Linked DNA regions of Mus musculus: region 1 is linked to region 2. A link is a contact called in ENCODE Hi-C data. All regions are on one chromosome and are shown on one strand. Each heading gives the region's core, a stretch centred on a gene start or an enhancer-like site at or near the end of the contact. The rest is flanking DNA. Distances are from core to core; before and after follow the strand shown. Region 1 has its middle 14 kb from the start of Zswim6. Region 2 has its middle 120 kb from the start of Gm31715.

The links. Hi-C counts contacts between places; a loop is a spot of excess contacts on that map.
Region 1: a map of left cerebral cortex shows a loop between it and region 2 (3-fold over the local background). The contact joins two enhancer-like sites. A Hi-C loop is called at or near these places in 4 of 37 maps with a recorded cell type or tissue (Patski and left cerebral cortex).

What each region holds. Positions count from the first base shown.
Region 1 is chr13:107,902,379-107,906,008 of GRCm38, reverse strand. No RefSeq gene overlaps it. Among named protein-coding and RNA genes, the nearest start is that of Zswim6, 14 kb to the right of the region's middle. Within about 2 kb of position 2,373, at least 1 of the 3 ENCODE cell types and tissues checked has a DNase peak (open chromatin) inside an H3K27ac peak, as active enhancers do.
Region 2 is chr13:107,327,363-107,331,065 of GRCm38, reverse strand. No RefSeq gene overlaps it. Among named protein-coding and RNA genes, the nearest start is that of Gm31715, 120 kb to the right of the region's middle. Within about 2 kb of position 1,544, at least 1 of the 3 ENCODE cell types and tissues checked has a DNase peak (open chromatin) inside an H3K27ac peak, as active enhancers do.

The DNA.
Region 1 (3,630 bases), core at 1,124-3,623, 570 kb before region 2:
AATTTGCAATCAAGTTTTTATTTTTCATTGATCTGGTAGGCTTTTATAGATCGATGGATGATTTTCATCGGAAATTACCTTGAGATAGGGAATGTGGAGGAAGGACCAAGTCCCAAAGCCCTGGGCAGCTCTAACTCTAAAGAAGCCTGTGCGGTGACTGTGCCTTGTGCCAGGGAAGGAAACAAGGTAATGGTGACTTTAATAGCCCACCTTCTAGGTCTAGGTGTTTTTAATGGGGATGAAAGGTGAGTGGTAACTTTTCTACAGCTGTCCCTGAAGCAAAATGGTAGAGTCGGGATGATTCTGTGTTATAAATATCAAACAGGAGCCTGGCACGGTGGCACACATTCTAAACCCTGGCACTTGGAAACCAGAGAATCTCCAAGTCCAAAGTCGTCCTTGGCCCCATCATGGCCAACCTGGGCTCTGTGAGATCCTGTCTCAAGAACACCCAGACCAAAGTAGAATAAAACAAAAACAAATAGCCATCGAAATGCCATGATTTCTAAAATGAAGATAATGGTCCTAAGTAGTTAATAGACAAACATGATGGAATTACAGATGACAGATCGATGGAGCTGATCACATGACCACAGGACAGATGATGCCTGCTGTTCAAAAAGGACATGTTCTTCCCTAGTTCACGGCCTGTATTGGTTACTTTCTATTGCTGTGATCAAATACCAGGACGAAGGCACTTGAAGGTGCTTTTATTTTGGCTTACAGTTCCAGAGGGAGAGGAATTCTTTGCCATCACAGCAGGGAAGTGAGCCAAGCAGGCAGACATGGTGCTGCAAACATCGGAGAGCCCACATTTCAAACTGCAAACCATGGGCAGAGAGAGGGAGCTGGGAATGGCAAATGACTTTTGAAACTCCAGAGCCCCCTCCCCCCAACTGACATACTTTCTCCAGCAAAGCCACACCTCTTAATCCTACCCAAACAGTACCACAAACTGGGCATCCGGTATTCAAATGCCTGAGACTATGGAAATGTGTCTGTTATTCAAAAGACCATGAGGCCAATGGTGCGATAGCCACACTCAACCAAAGAATTAACTAAATGCTCTGTCTCTTCCCTTTCAGAAGAGTAATTCCCTCTATCAATAGCTCTTCCATTATGACACCGGAGGATCCCAGGAAAGTCCAATCAAGATGTGTACCAGCTACAACATTGGCATCAAGTGGACACCACCGCTTTGCTATCTGTTTATCTCTTCTGGCAGTTCTGGTACCGCCCCTCCCTGCCCCCCCCAAGTCACGTTCTGCCTGTGGACACTCTTTCTACGACAGAAGCGGAGAGGGGAACTGCCTGGCACTGGTACCTTCTATTCCTTCCCCTCTTTTTTGACCTATTCCTAAAGGTATCTGAAGCAATCCCACAGAACCCTGAGACATCCTTTCTACCTGAAGCTAAGCTGAAGTCTGCCAGCCTGACTGTGGGGTCTGCTGGGAAGCCCTGGGCTGGCTGGGGTAGTGGATAATAATGTGTAATGTGCGATGCGACAGAGAACACACTTCACTGTCCATTCCCCTCCCCGACCCCGCCCTTCCTTGCTACTTCCCTTCCTCTTCCCGGTCCTTCCCGCTGCTGTTCTTGAGTGGCGGCTCCAACATTCTGAGGCACAGGTCTGACAGCCAAGTGAGAGGCTTGGCAAGGGAGACTTAAACTTTTCTTATGACTGAATTAAAAACTGGCAATAAAAAACGTTCCAGCTTGGTGATTATGCTGATAATTGAATGAGAAGTCTGTATGCGATGAAGCGTGACGTTCTTTAGCTCTGATTTTGATGTGGCACCTGAGTTCAGTCAGAACATGTGTTCTGAGAACTAAGCTTTGTACAGGAGTGTCCAGTTCTCACCATGGTCAAGGGCTCTCCTCACTCTCGTTCTTCATTCTACCCTGTCTATTTCAATCTTCCACTATCTAAAATGATCTAAATTTTTCTTTCAAGCTGATTATTTGTCTTTCATTAATTTCATAATTACCATGAAGGTCTTACCATACAGTCAGAGGCCCACCGGTTCCCTCGGTAGCGACCCTTGTCACTGTTCTTAAATGAATTCGTAAGACCTGTCTGATTTTTTTTTTTCAGGTTGGCTTTGTGGTGCAAGGTCTGTGAATGTTTAGTTGACAATACAAGTGTGCCTCTCTCGTTTCCTGTTTTCAAGCGCTGTGCTTAAGTTATTTGAAAGGGTGGAATATTTCAAATGACAATTCAGCAGTTTTACTGAGGAAGGCTGTAAAACACAATGAGCAAGGAGTTTTACTTCCCCCTTCAGATAGCTACTCCCCTCTTTTGAAATCACGATAGCCTCCAATCAGCAGGGATGACTTTAACTCACACTGTAACATTTGGAGCAGCTACTAGGCCATGGCTGGAGCTGGGGAGATCATGGTACTCTTGCACACTAGAGTTCCAGACGTCTTATTAGTACATGGAATGCGTCTGCCTGTGCTGATATTGTTCTATCTTGTTAAGCTCCCCCCCTCCCCTCCCTCCCCCCAGGCACAGCCTTCAGATTGGCTAAGGTATACAGTCGCTTGACCAATCAACTGAAACTTTTCTCCTGCCACCCTAGCAACACCTGACAATGGTCATTGACAAATGTTAAGAGGAAACCCCTGACAAAGCTAAACAGCCCTTGCAGATGGGTCCTGCCAAGGGCATACAAGGCTAGTGCTATCTACAGAGTACTTTGTATGCTCAGAGGAGTTAGTGGTTTCTGTCAGCACTGCTCCCTTGTAACCAAACCTCCACACCCACCAGGATGTTTTCAGTGGTTGGAGAAAGAGTTCTCGTAAGATTCTCACGCTCTGCTCTTGTGCTGTCCCTGATGCTAGTTTGTTTTTAAGAGCGAGGCAAGAGGTGCATTTTCTGAGGGTGGTAGGACACCTGGCTGCATCCCCAGTGGCATCTTTTCCAGCCTGCTAGCTACGTAACTACTGCTTCCCAGTGCTACTCTGAGTCCTGATGGTGTGATGGGTAGACTCATCTGCAGGCACATGGAGGCAACTCCTCTCAGGGTGCTATAGACCTCACTGGCTCGTCCCACTCTGTGAGGCTTGGTGACTGAGGGATCTGAAGGCAAGCCCAGCAGAAACTGGGCGGAGTGCTAAAAAGAGACAAAGAAAGGAAACCTGCCAGAAACGTGCACTGACAGTTCATAGGCAAATATGTTTCCTTCAAAAGACATAATAGCGGTGTCTCTGTGATGCCTTCCCAAAGTCTCCCTAAATGGTCACTTCAGTTAGTCTAGCCACTTTGAAAGCATATTCAAACCCTGTCTGAGAAATCCATTGTTACCCCTCAGCTGCTAATGAAGCTGAGAATGCCCAAACCGTGCAACACATACTCTAGATGAACTTTTTATGATTACCAATGATACACATTGGTAGTCCAACAAAGACAGACCTGAGGATACAAATGCAGACATTTTACACCCAGAGCTATAAAATGTGCACACAGCTAATTACAGAGACAAGCCTAGACAAGGAGAACAGAGTAGGAGAATGTGTGTATGTGTCTGTGTTCATGTATTCATGTGTGTGTCTATGTGTGTGTGTATGTGTGTCCATGTATCCATGTGTATGTCTGTGTGTGTGTGTGTGTGTGTGTGTGTGTGTGTG
Region 2 (3,703 bases), core at 295-2,794:
TGGAAAAGAAAGTTACTAGGATATGGGCGAAGTGGACCTGTTTAGAAATAGTTCTTTGGAGCAGATCCCATCTGTGGTGGCAGGAAATCAGCAGTTCAGTTCACAGGTCAGCAGTGGCAGCTTGATCCACTTGCAGACACTTCCTGGACCAGCGGTCCAGTTCAGTGGTGTTAGGATAGCAGTATGACCTAGGAGGAACAGGCAGGCCTCAGCTGAATCTGCATGACTCAGCAGGAGACATTGGGACCAGCAGGAACACTAGAAGTTCACTGCCATGCCTCTCTCAGCGAAGTAAAGATCAGTGAAGACGAGAGACCAAGAAGCATTGTACAGCAAGATCTACCAATAAGCCTCTCTCACAGTCCCTTGAGTCCTATTTATAATCCCTCCAAGCACCATGTGTCCTTAATGGGTCTTACCTCATCACATGTCTTGCCTCAGCATGTGTGTCTGTCTTAGCAAAACTCCACGAGAGTCTGTCTCAGCTGACATCACTTTGCCACTTGGCCCAAGTCCAAGGAAGCAGCAAGATGCTGCAAGCATACCACCAGTTTTGTTTTTGTTTTTGTGTGTTTCTCTCTATGGAGTCCCAACAAATGGAGCTCAACTATGCAATATAAGGTGGACCACTACATGCCTGTTGTTATCAAAGAATTCTTCATCATGTGTCTTTTCATGTGCTTGCTTTAGAAGAACATCCTTTCACCTGTTTCTGCTTCAGGAAAGCACACCTTCACATTTGCCCTAGCAGAACATCATCCAACACAACTGACTCTCCAAAGAACCCTTAAGTTTCCACTTTAGAGGGTACATTAGCTTACACTGTGTGTGTGTGTTTGTGTGTGTGTTTAACTGAGAAAGATAAAATTATGTATATGTCAGTTATAGCCAAAAAAAGTCAGGCATCTTGGCACAATATTTTCCACTATAGTACAGTTTATATAACTAAGAAGATTATAAAACTTTTATTTTGCATCTCAGCCACTTTTTCAGCAGTATATGTAAAGTAGAAGCATAAATATATTGTTTATTTAAACTAAGCCTTTGATTGTAGTTCAGAAGTTCAAAGATTACTATAGAAAGTTGGTAAGTGGATCCCTGGGGCAATAGGAAACAGGTTTTTAAATTTTATTTATTTTATTTTTTGGATCCCATAAGACTCATTTCCAAACCCTATGGGGTTTTATCAAGCTGAGCTTTGAGTATCCTGATCTTTTCAGACTCCAATTAACTTATGCTGTTCTTTGGGTTTTAATTCTGCCCTGCCTTGCTCATCTCCAGCGAGAAGAAAACTAACATTGGAAACATGGTTTAAGCAAAGTGGTGACTGGGAAATTTCTTTTTTCAAAGGGGGGAATTGGGTTCCCAAGGGAGAGAACAAACATCCTAAGCTACTTGGACTACTACAAACAGAATCTGTGATAATGTCAAGAAGCAGAATATGGGGCAACAAGAAAGGAGGACACCTACCCAAAGAAGCAGAGGCAGCGTCTGGCCAGCCCGCTGAAAGTGAGTACATTTATAGCTCTGGGAAGAGCTGGCAAAGATAGCTTTCCTTTCCTGTCCCTCAGCCTTTCTGCCCGGGTCCACAGCTTTGTTGCACTCATTCTGTTCCTGTCAGGCAATTCTGAAGCCATTGAAAGACGATTGGTTTTTGTTCCTGGCAACCCGTAGCCACAACCAGCAAATTTAAACTCCTGGCTAGCTTCAAAGAGCAAGAGAGAACAGGGGTATCCTGCGTCCATGTGGGAGGGAGGTGACTCTGAAGTTTTCATAGAGAAGATAACCATTGCACATGGGCAGGCCAAACAGGCCTTGGAAAAAGGCCTTAGACTTGAGTCAACCATGAGTAAGAGTCTATGAGCACAGTGACTACAGCTAGTTACACGCTTAGCAAGACTTAGACTAAACATTGTGGCCTGTGTGCTTTCTCTGGTGTTTATTATATCCCATTTGTAGAAGTATCCATAACATTTTTAGAATTTTTCTGTACATGCAAGTTTATAACATTTCATTTCTATGCATGCAAATGGCCAACGTGAATCAGTGCTTACCCTAATACCCATCACTGGACGAAGCACTTGTCTTCTCTTGGTTTAATTTTACAATTGTAGAAGAAAATGCCTCATTCCAATGCTTATTTGTTGAAATAGTGTAGAGTTCTGTCATTCAGCTGATGTGAAAACCAAGGATAACTTGCCTTGGGGGTTATGCAACTAATAAACTATGGCATAATTCCACTCAGAGGTATTTTTAGGTCCCAAAGCCACGTTCTAAATCCTTACCCAGTAGAATTCTGAGAGCAAAGTTTCAAGTCTAACTCTGCTAAGCCTCAGACTCCACAGTTGGTTTAATGAGAGGTTAGGATGCTATGACTGGCCAGTTCTGGGATGGTATGGTCTCTTGAATCAAAGCTTGCTAACTTGGCAGAAAAAAAAAAGGAGTGTTCCTGGGCCTCCTCCACCCTGGCAGCTCTGCTTAAAGACACAGGGCATGTAAGGTAGTTTTGCTCTTGATAAAATGAGCCCGAGATCTATAAGCTGGCCTCAGCCTTTTGGCGAAAACTCTGAATATATGGTAACCTATATCTATATTTTTCTTCAGATACAGTGAGTCTTAGAATGTCTACCTTCTTAGAAAAGAGTCTCTCTCTAGAGTTCACGTACCAGCAACTACCTCTTTTTTCTTTTCCTATTTTTGTTTTTGGTTCTGTGGCGGGGGCTTTTTGCCTTTTCTTAAAACAATAATTCTCATAAGAGATGTAAATACTCTTTTCCCTCAATAATCTTGAGGCATGGGTTCCAGGAAGCTCATGAATACCAAAACTCATGGATGCACATGTCCCTTAAGACATATCTGCATATAATCTACAAACATCATCCTATGTTCTTAAAACTATCTCTAGATTGCTGCTAATATAGATAGTTGGCATATGATTTTCTTTAGGAAATAATGACAATGATGAAAAGGGCTTGGACACGGTTCATCTAGACCTTTTTCTCTCAATATCTTTAGTCTGTGCTTAATGGACTACGCAGGTACAAAACCTGTAAATACTGAGGCCCACATCTGCATGCTGCTACCATTTCCTCATCTCTCTCTCTCTCTCTCTCTCTCTCTCTCTCTCTCTCTCTCTCTGTGTGTGTGTGTGTGTGGGGGGTATGTCACACATGTGAGAATAGCATCCATGTGAAGACCAAGAGTTGACATTGAGCATCCCCCTCAGTCGTTCTCTCCTTCATTCACTGAGGCAGAAACTCTCATTAAACCAGAAACTTGGGATTTGACTGGTCTAGCTACACCTCTAGCCAGCATATCTTGGGGAATCTCCTTACTTCTCCTAAGCTAGGGATTATAGGCAGATCACCATGCATGCCCAGGTTTTTAAAAATCATATGTATTGAGGAATGCATGACATGTGTAGGTGTGGGAGTCACAGGTTGACCTGCAGGAGCCCATTCCTTTCCTTCAACCAACGATGTGGATGCCAGGAATCAAATACAGACAAATACTCTATGTATTCAGTCGTCTCTCCAGCCACATGCCTCCCAGTGTTCTTTTTCAATCTGCTCCAACTAGGTTTCCACTGTCAGTCAACAGAAACCTCTCTTGTCAAGCTCTCCATCACCCTCCATAACATTCTTCATCTGGCCTCTCAAGAAGTGAAACTTTAGTGGTAGGAAATGGAGAAATATAAAACAAC